Linked DNA regions of Homo sapiens: regions 1 and 3 are each linked to region 2. A link is a contact called in ENCODE Hi-C or POLR2A ChIA-PET data. All regions are on one chromosome and are shown on one strand. The core of a region is the stretch at or near the end of the contact, and the rest is flanking DNA. Distances in the headings are between cores, read along the strand shown. Region 1 holds the start of CYBA (cytochrome b-245 alpha chain). Region 2 holds the start of LINC02138 (long intergenic non-protein coding RNA 2138). Region 3 overlaps ZFPM1 (zinc finger protein, FOG family member 1).

Region 1 (2,804 bases), core at 1-2,500, 520 kb after region 2:
TTTGCCAAGATGGGATGGGGAGGGGGTATGAGAACTGGCAGAGCCTCGGTGCAGCAGGGCTGAAGGGCTTTCTCACCCCAGCTCTGGCTATGCCCAGTTCTCTGAGAAAGGAGCTCAGTGGGGAGGTGGTCCCTCCAGCGGACCAGGGAAGGGGTCACCGTGCTGGGAGCAGCCTCCTTGGGCCTCAGGAAACCACCAAGTGCCTCGGATGGTGGCTGCCCACGGCGCTTCTGCTGAGACCCTGCCCCCGGCCCAGGTGTCTCGGAGGGTGGCTGCCCACGGCCTGGGTGTGGCTGGAATGGTGGCAGGAGTGGGCACCAGTGCGGCCCCGGTGGCCATGGGGAATAAACCAGCATTGCTGCCTCCGGCCTCCGCCGTTTTTCTGTTTCGTAAACCAGCATCCCGGGGTTCCTGCTCTGAGTGACCCTGGCACCTGTCAGGGAGTCCAGGTGTGCCCCATGAGGGCCTGGGGGAGGGGCAGGCTGGGCAGAGCCACAGAGGGGCTCCCCTCAAACCCCACATTGGCTCAGGTGGGACCCTCAGGAGCAACCCCAGGTCTAAAGTCTTCCCATGGGCGCTGGGCTCACCACCCCCACGCCAGCCCCTGCCTCCCGTACCCAGGCCGGACGTGACGGGGCCGTCCCTGCATTCTGTGCTTTCCCAGTTGTACACATCCTGTCCCCTCCCTCGAGTCTCAGTCACAGTTCAGTGACCTGGTGACGGGAGGCCCCCTGCAGTGTCTGACCCAGGCCACGCCTGTGCCAGCCCAGAGCCAGGGGGAGGAAATGGGGGCTGGGCCTCTGGTCCCCATGGGGAGGCCACCCTTGTCCTTGGTAGCATCAGGGTGCAGAGGTGTTCCCGGGCTGTAGGGGTGACTCCCCCACCCCCCAAGGCTCTGGAGAGGCCGATTTGCTCAGGAAGCCGACCTTCACACCTTGTCCTGCTATTAATAGACGCCTGGTTGACACGGGACCCTCGGTTGGGTCCGGAGCATTGGGCAGGGGCACTTGTCAGTGTTTGAGAGCTGAAGTTTGGGAAGCCCTGGGGAAGCGCAGGAACTCCCCGCCTGGGCTGGGGCTGCCGGGCAGGGCCCCTCCTATGCCTCGGCGTGGCTAGAGAGGGCGGGGGCAGAAGGCTCCGGGACAGCCCTGCACCCTACAGATGCGGGTCTCCGCCCAGCCGCGGTCACCTGGGGGGCTGGGGGCGGGGCCTGGGCGGGGCGGGGTTCGGCCGGGAGCGCAGGGGCGGCAGTGCGCGCCTAGCAGTGTCCCAGCCGGGTTCGTGTCGCCATGGGGCAGATCGAGTGGGCCATGTGGGCCAACGAACAGGCGCTGGCGTCCGGCCTGAGTGAGTGCACGTCAGGGACGGTGGAGGCTGCAGCCTGGAGGGGTGTCCCAAGACCCCAGCCGGGACCTCGGGCTACTTACAGGGTGGGGAAGTGGGGCGCCAGGCGGGCCAGGCCGGGCCGGGGTCAGGCCAGGAGGGTGCGGGGAACGGGGGCGGGACCCTCAGGCCGCGGGCTGGAAGGAGGAGTTCTGAGACCCCCAGTAATTCCCTTGCAGACCCTGCGGAGCGCGGCGCCCCTCCCCCATTCCCTTCTCTCGGTCCCCCGACTCCGCGAAGGAGGAAGTTGCAGCGCAGGGGAAGAGGCGGTTCAGCCCCGGTGGTTTCCGGGGTCACCGCCCCGAAGCCCCCGAGTGGGGGCTCCGGCCTGGGCATCGGGAGAAGCTCCCCTGCCCCTCGGTAGCCAGCTGGCCTGGAGGTCGCTCTCCCTGGGCTTGGGGTGGGGAATGGGCTCATGCCCTGGGGCTCAGCCCTTCTCATCTGGAGTCTGCGCTGGAGGCGGTCTGAGATTTCACAAGGCGCCGAAACCACCCAGTGACGGCCCTGCCCAGCCCAGCTGCACAGGCACTTTGCTCTTGGGGTGGGATGGCACAGCCCCCAGTCACCCTCCTGTGCATTTGCTCAGAGGTTCTGGTGAGGGCAGCGGACTCCATTTGGAAATGGACCCTCTCGGGACCAGGGCCAGGGAGTGTCTGGCCCAGCACGGGTGAGGCTGGGCTCAGGCGAGGTCTGAGGGCAGAGGCACCACTGCAGCAGCTCCAGGAAGGACCTGCACCGGGGGAGGAGTGCCTGGGAAGGGCCTGGGGGCTGAGGGTGAGGAGGAGGGGCCCGCTGCCACCACTCCCCTGGGGCTCTGAGCGCCCTCCCTGTTGTCTGGAGGGTGCGTGGCAGCTGGAGTGGGAGCAGAGACCTCAGGGTGGGAGGGCTGGAGGACGGGGCCCTGCAGCCTGTCCTGTGCCCAGGAAAGTGACCGCCTGCTTCGAGTCAGCGGCCAAGAAGTCGGTGGGTCAGTTCAGACAGCTCTCCCCAGAGCTGCCCCGTGAGACTCACCCTGCCTGCCCCGCACTCCCTACAGGAAGTAGACGGACTGAGGGCACCCAGCTGGGAGCCAGGAGACCTGGGCTCTAGTCTGGCCTCCTGCTGAAACCCTCCAGGGGCTCCTGGCCCGAAGAGTTAGAGCCAGACTGGACGCCCTGCACTGCCCGCCCTGGCCTCCCGGCTCTCCGGCCCCCTCCTCCAGCTGCCGTGCTTCCTTTCTGTTCCTAGATCTCCTGAGCGTGCCCCAGGGCCTCGGCACAAGCTGCTGCTTCTGCAGAGCCTCATGGCTGTCTCATTTATTTCTCAATTCAAATGCCACCTGCCTGGGGAGGTCCTTCCAGACCGTGCAGCCCCAGGAGGCAGCTGGCCCGGAGACAGCAGGGCCTTGACAAAGAGTCCCCCCTGTACACAGCAGGTGCTCT
Region 2 (2,700 bases), core at 48-2,547:
TGGTGGCCTGGTGGCCCATCACACCCGCCAGCCCCGGCAGGGGGCAGTGTGGCTCCAGGGATGCCAGTGGAGGCGGGTGGGGGAAGGGCAGCGGGCTCCTCCGATTGCTGGAGGGTGTTCAGGGCAGAGCTGGGAGGGGACGATGGGCTCTTCCCTGCTTCCGTCTCCATGCTGGACATGCCTGCCCCCTCCAGGCCGGCCCAGCACTGTCACCAAGCGTGGACGCCTTGACTTCCTGCCCTTGGAGCCCCAACCCGGGCAGGGATCAGGGAGGCCAGCGGCCAGGCATGCCCCAGGGGGGGGCTGCAAGTGTGGTCCATGCCCACCACCCTTTCCCTGGCCCTGAGCACTGGGAAGGTGGGGGGCAGCTCACCTGAGGTCTCACCTGGCGTTGGCCCTGAGACCACCCGAGCCTCCCCGATGGCTGAGGCGAAGGCACAAGGGTGGCCAGGCCAGCAGGGACTCCTGAGGTCGGGCCAGGCCCCAGCAAGGCTGAGGCTGAGTGGGCGGAGCTGGCCACAGGGGTGGGGACGTGGGACAGCACTGTTGGGGGAACCAGAGAGCAGAGGTCACCAGGCTGCTCCCGATGTTCAGGCTTTCACAGGGATCCATAAGCTGCAATGGCCCCCAGTCAGCACCCTCCAAAGACAGGCTGTGGCTGGGGATGGGGCTGGGGCTGACGGTGGAGTGGCCCACACCCCCCAAGGCCCCTAGAGTCCTGACCATCCCCACGGGTAGTGCCGGAGCTCCCAGCTGCCTTGTGAGTCATGGGGGTGGGAGCCTCATTTGGCTGAACCTCAGAAGGGCAAGTGGGGCATGAGTGGCCTTGTCCTGCCCCAGCCCAGAAAGCTGTGGTCCCGGAGAGAGTGGCTGTCCAGCCCCCCACACCATGCGAACGCTCCCCTCCCCAGCAGATCCCACCCATGGCAGGCCCATCTCTACCCAGTTCCAGACATCTGTCCTCTCCCCCGCTGCGTGGGTCTGTGTCCCCAGCAAATCCCACCCATGGCCCATCTCTACCCAGTTCCGGACGTCTGTCCTCTTCCCTGCTGCGTGGGTCTGTGTCCCCAGCAGATCCCACCCACGGCAGGCCCGTCTCTACCCAGTTCCGGACGTCTGTCCTCTCCCCTGCTGCGTGGGTCTGTGTCCCCAGCAGATCCCACCCACGGCCCATCTCTACCCAGTTCCGGACGTCTGTCCTCTCCCCTGCTGCGTGGGTCTGTGTCCCCAGCAGATCGCACCCACGGCAGGCCCATCTCTACCCAGTTCCGGACGTCTGTCCTCTCCTCCACTGCATAGGTCTCTGTCCCCAGCAAATCCCACCCACGGCCCATCTCTACCCAGTTCCGGACGTCTGTCCTCTCCCCTGCTGCGTGGGTCTGTGTCCCCAGCAGATCCCACCCACGGCAGGCCCGTCTCTACCCAGTTCCGGACGTCTGTCCTCTCCCCTGCTGCGTGGGTCTGTGTCCCCAGCAGATCCCACCCACGGCAGGCCCGTCTCTACCCAGTTCCGGACGTCTGTCCTCTCCCCTGCTGCGTGGGTCTGTGTCCCCAGCAGATCCCACCCACGGCCCATCTCTACCCAGTTCCGGACGTCTGTCCTCTCCCCTGCTGCGTGGGTCTGTGTCCCCAGCAGATCCCACCCACGGCAGGCCCGTCTCTACCCAGTTCCGGACGTCTGTCCTCTCCCCTGCTGCGTGGGTCTGTGTCCCCAGCAGATCCCACCCACGGCCCATCTCTACCCAGTTCCGGACGTCTGTCCTCTCCTCCACTGCATAGGTCTCTGTCCCCAGCAAATCCCACCCACGGCCCATCTCTACCCAGTTCCGGACGTCTGTCCTCTCCCCCGCTGCGTGGGTGTCTCTGTCCCTCCCTCAGTGCCCCAGGCCTCTGTCCTTTATCCCCATAACCCAACACTGTGACAGGAGGGAGGGAGGAGGGTGGAAGAGGGAGCAGGAAGGGGCCGCAGAGGGGAGGAGGGGCTCCGCATGCTCTGGGGCCCTGGAAGGAAGGTCGTGTGACGGGGTCCTCCTGAGCATGCTGGGCCCATGGTAGGGTGGGCATGGGGAGCACAGGGCAGTGCCCCCAAAACCTGTCCTCCCCGTCAGCCACAGGCACTGAGCACCCCGGAGAGGGCAGTGAGAACTGCTGGCTGCCCAGGGAGGGCGGGCGGGGGTGCTGTCCTTTGCAAGGACAGGAGCTTCTGGGTAGGGAGAAGGGCACGGGGTAGGGATGGGAGTTAAAGGGACCCCGGCTGCATCTATAGTCCAGGGGCTGCCTCATCCCCAGTGTCCCTGAAGGTAGCCTGTGCCATGGGACAGTGGCAGTGCCCTGGCCACCCAGCCTGGCTCTTGGAGCTGGGTGGTGCCCAGACTGGAGGAGGCCAGGGTGGCTGCCTCCTGACCACCATCTTACTGTTCCTACCATCCCGTCTCCTGGGTGGTGGTTGGCACCTGTGGAGGGCAGGGCTGCCTCAGGAGCTGGCAGCTCTCAGTTCTGATCCCTGGACATGAAGAAACTTGGGGTAAGGCCCCCAGTCCTCAGAGAGACCCTTTGAGCTTCCGGCTTCGTCATCGGAGGAGCCCAGCATTGCCCTGGGTCATTCCACACCCTGCCCTTTGGGGGGGCCGGCCAGGGCCACGGCTGGGAGATGACGGTCCCATCTGCTAGAAGCTTCTGGAAGGATGGGCCGCCTGGTGG
Region 3 (2,700 bases), core at 108-2,607, 700 kb after region 2:
ATGCCCAGTAGGTGCTGTGACACCGGTGAACCTGGGGGCTGAGTGTGGAGAGCGGCTTAGGTCCTGGGGTCACATCCGGGGGAGGGCCCTGTGGCCACTGATGGCTCTGAGTCTTGGCTTCCCCTCCCATCACGAGGGTCTGGGCGCCTGCTGCCAGAGGAACCCCAAGAGAGGCTGAGGGGGCAGCTGCAGGCACCTGGTCCCTCACTGGGGGCTGAGGATGTCCAGGATAGATGCGCCATCAACCGTGAGGCCCTGTCCCCTGTCCCCGGAGGACTACCCAGCAGGTCTTTCCTCATGCATCACTTCGGGAAGGAGCCACGACCACCTGGCCCTGGGGCCTCCTCCGCTCCTGCTCCCTGGGTCTGACTTGGGAAGTGGGAGCTTGATGGAAAAAAGGGAAGTTGGGGCAGGAGGCGGTGATGGGTGCAGGTGCCCAGAAGGAAGTGGGAAGGAGTGGGCCCACGCAAGGCCAGCCGTGACAGAGACACCTGAGGGACGTCAGCAACCTGGGGAGGGGAGGGGGGCCCCTGCCCTGTTTGTGTGGATTTTGTTACAGACCACAGGGGGCCCTGGCCCGGGCTGCACCTCCCGTGTTGGGTGGCATCGCTCCTCACAGCCCCGTGAGGTGAGCATCACTGCTCCATTTTATAGTGGGGAAACTGAGGCTCAGGGTGGCTGAGTGACTTGCACGAAGACCGGGCAACCCTGGAGCCCAGCCTGGTGCCTTACGATACCCCCACTTTGCAGAGATGGAGACTGAGGCTTGGAGAAGCAAGGTAACCTCCCTATAATGACAGAGGGTCTAGGATTCTCCACTCCAGGATTCCAACCATGGCGGCCCACAGGGAAGCTCCCGGAACAACCCGGAAGCCCGCGGTGGCTGCCCTCTCCTTCTCAGGAAGCCACACCCCTGACAGTCCAGGAGGTCCTAGGCACAGGCAGCCATGCAGGTCCTAGGCACAGCAGGGTCACCCTGCCCTGCCGCTGCCTCCACAGCCAGAGCACCACTGTGTGCTGTGAGACTCTAGCGCAGCCACCCACCCTCTCTGACCCCCGATTTTCTCACGTGCGAAATGGGTGGAGAACCCAAAGCTAAGTGGTGTCTGGAGAAGGGCAGAACGGGGATGCCCGTAAGGCACTTAGCAGACAGGAGCCCTCAGCACGCCGGGCTCACTTCAGCTCCAGGTGGGGAACTGAGGGAACCAGGGGAGTCAGGGCCTGAGCTCTCGGAAGCTGCCCACCAGCCCCCAACACCCATTTCACAGCCGGGGAAGCTGAGGCTCCCAAGACCACAGCCAGCAGCCCAGGGGAAGCTGGGGAAGCAGACGGAGGCACAGGAGGCTGAGGGGAGGGGCCTGCTTATCTGCTCACGCGGCTCTGCCCAAGATCAGCCACCACATTCCTGCCTCAGCAGGACCACTGCCTTCCCCCAAAACACAAGGCAGCTGGGGAGGGAGGAGGAGATGGGGAGGCCGCCGGCCGATGCAGTAGGGCTGGTGGCCTGGGGGTGCTGAGTGGGCAGTGCCCAGAGAAACCTGGGCCCACCCCCAGGGTCCACGGCCCCAGCTCCCACGTCACATAACCTCACACATGTCACGCCTCCAGGGCCTCCGTTTCTCTCCTGTAAAATGGGTTGGCCAGTGCCAACGATGATCTTAGCAGTGGGTCAGATCTCCGGGCAAGAAGAGGACAGCCGGGGCTGGGGTGTGAGGCCAGCCCAGTCCAGGGCGTGGCACACTCAGGCAGAGTCCCTCCTCCCTTCAAAACCTAACGCCTGAAGGAGGGGAGGGCCAGCGGGACTCTGCTTAACGTCCAACCCTCAGGGCTTTTGGCAAAATATCAATAATGCAACCGGCAGCTCCAGAGGCAGCAAAGTCCCTCACAGACGTGTCCCTAGGACAGCCCTTCCCAGCCTGCACCCCACACAACAGCCGGGAAGGAGGTGTTCTCATCAAGCTCCTCCTTCAAGAGAGAAACAGAGGCCCCAGATACAGCCACTGGCCAAAGGGTCACAGCAAGGCCAGGCCAGGACGTGAGGTTGCGCTGTTGTCCGAAGCGGTCCCCAGACTGGTCACCTCCCTCTCCAGAGCTGAAGGCCGGCAACCACCCGGAGCCCTGAGGGTGCAGCCCAGGTGGCGGGGCAAAGCCCCTGCGGTGGGGATGGGGTGGGAACCTGGGGACTCCCCAGCAAGCATCCTGGTCCTCACCAGGCCTCGCACCCGTCGGTCCTCACCAGGGCCTCCCGCCCCACCCCTGGGTCCTCACCAGGCCTCCCGCCCCTGGGTCCTCACCAGGCCTCCCGCCCCGCCCCTCGGTCCTCACCAGGTCTCCCGCCCCTCGGTCCTCACCAGGTCTCCCGCCCCATCCCTGGGTCCTCACCAGGGCCTCCTGCCCCTTGGTCCTCACCAGACCTTCTGCCCCTGGGTCCTCACCAGGGCCTCCCGCCCCTCGGTCCTCACCAGGCCTCCCGCCCCACCCCTCGGTCCTCACCAGGCCTCCCGCCCCTCCCCTCGGTCCTCACCAGGCCTCCCGCCCCGCCCCTCGGTCATCACCAGGCCTCCCGCCCCGCCCCTCGGTCCTCACCAGGCCTCCCATCCCTCAGTCCTTAGCCTGCCCAGTGGCCCCATGAACAGCTGGGAGGCCGAGGCCCACGGGAGTAGGAGCACCATGTCACCCGGCATGAATAAGTCAGGTCCT

What was found. A loop is a pair of places that touch in the nucleus more often than their neighbours do. ChIA-PET counts read pairs that join two places held with the same protein, here RNA polymerase II (POLR2A). Pooled maps may share reads with other maps.
Region 1: a pooled map shows a loop between it and region 2 (10-fold over the local background). The contact joins the promoter of CYBA here to the promoter of LINC02138 in region 2. A Hi-C loop is called at or near these places in 1 of 168 maps with a recorded cell type or tissue (B cell), 4 of 37 single-sample maps with no recorded cell type and 8 of 50 pooled maps. POLR2A ChIA-PET finds 5 or more read pairs at or near these places in 1 of 52 experiments (activated T-cell).
Region 3: a map of gastrocnemius medialis shows a loop between it and region 2 (5-fold over the local background). The contact joins the enhancer-like site here to the promoter of LINC02138 in region 2. A Hi-C loop is called at or near these places in 5 of 168 maps with a recorded cell type or tissue (CD8-positive, alpha-beta T cell, PC-9, gastrocnemius medialis and 2 more), 11 of 37 single-sample maps with no recorded cell type and 16 of 50 pooled maps. POLR2A ChIA-PET finds 5 or more read pairs at or near these places in 1 of 52 experiments (WTC11).

What each region holds. Positions count from the first base shown.
Region 1 is chr16:88,649,499-88,652,302 of GRCh38, reverse strand. CYBA (cytochrome b-245 alpha chain) reads left to right here and starts at 1,250. Exons shown (of 6, transcript NM_000101.4): 1 at 1,250-1,347. The coding sequence starts at 1,290. MVD (mevalonate diphosphate decarboxylase) reads left to right here. Exons shown (of 10, transcript NM_002461.3): 10 at 1-363. RefSeq lists enhancers at 651-800, 228-1,122, 1,123-2,016, 2,017-2,804 and silencers at 1,061-1,340, 1,491-1,640.
Region 2 is chr16:89,164,980-89,167,679 of GRCh38, reverse strand. It overlaps LINC02138 (long intergenic non-protein coding RNA 2138), which reads right to left and starts at 1,297. Exons shown (of 3, transcript NR_046200.1): 1 at 1,181-1,297; 2 at 374-543. RefSeq lists enhancers at 1-60, 61-909.
Region 3 is chr16:88,460,793-88,463,492 of GRCh38, reverse strand. All of the region lies in intron 1 of ZFPM1 (zinc finger protein, FOG family member 1), which reads right to left. Among named protein-coding and RNA genes, the nearest start is that of MIR5189, 6.8 kb to the left of the region's middle. RefSeq lists enhancers at 1,218-1,512, 775-1,690 and a silencer at 1,218-1,512. Within about 2 kb of position 1,357, at least 2 of the 41 ENCODE cell types and tissues checked have a DNase peak (open chromatin) inside an H3K27ac peak, as active enhancers do.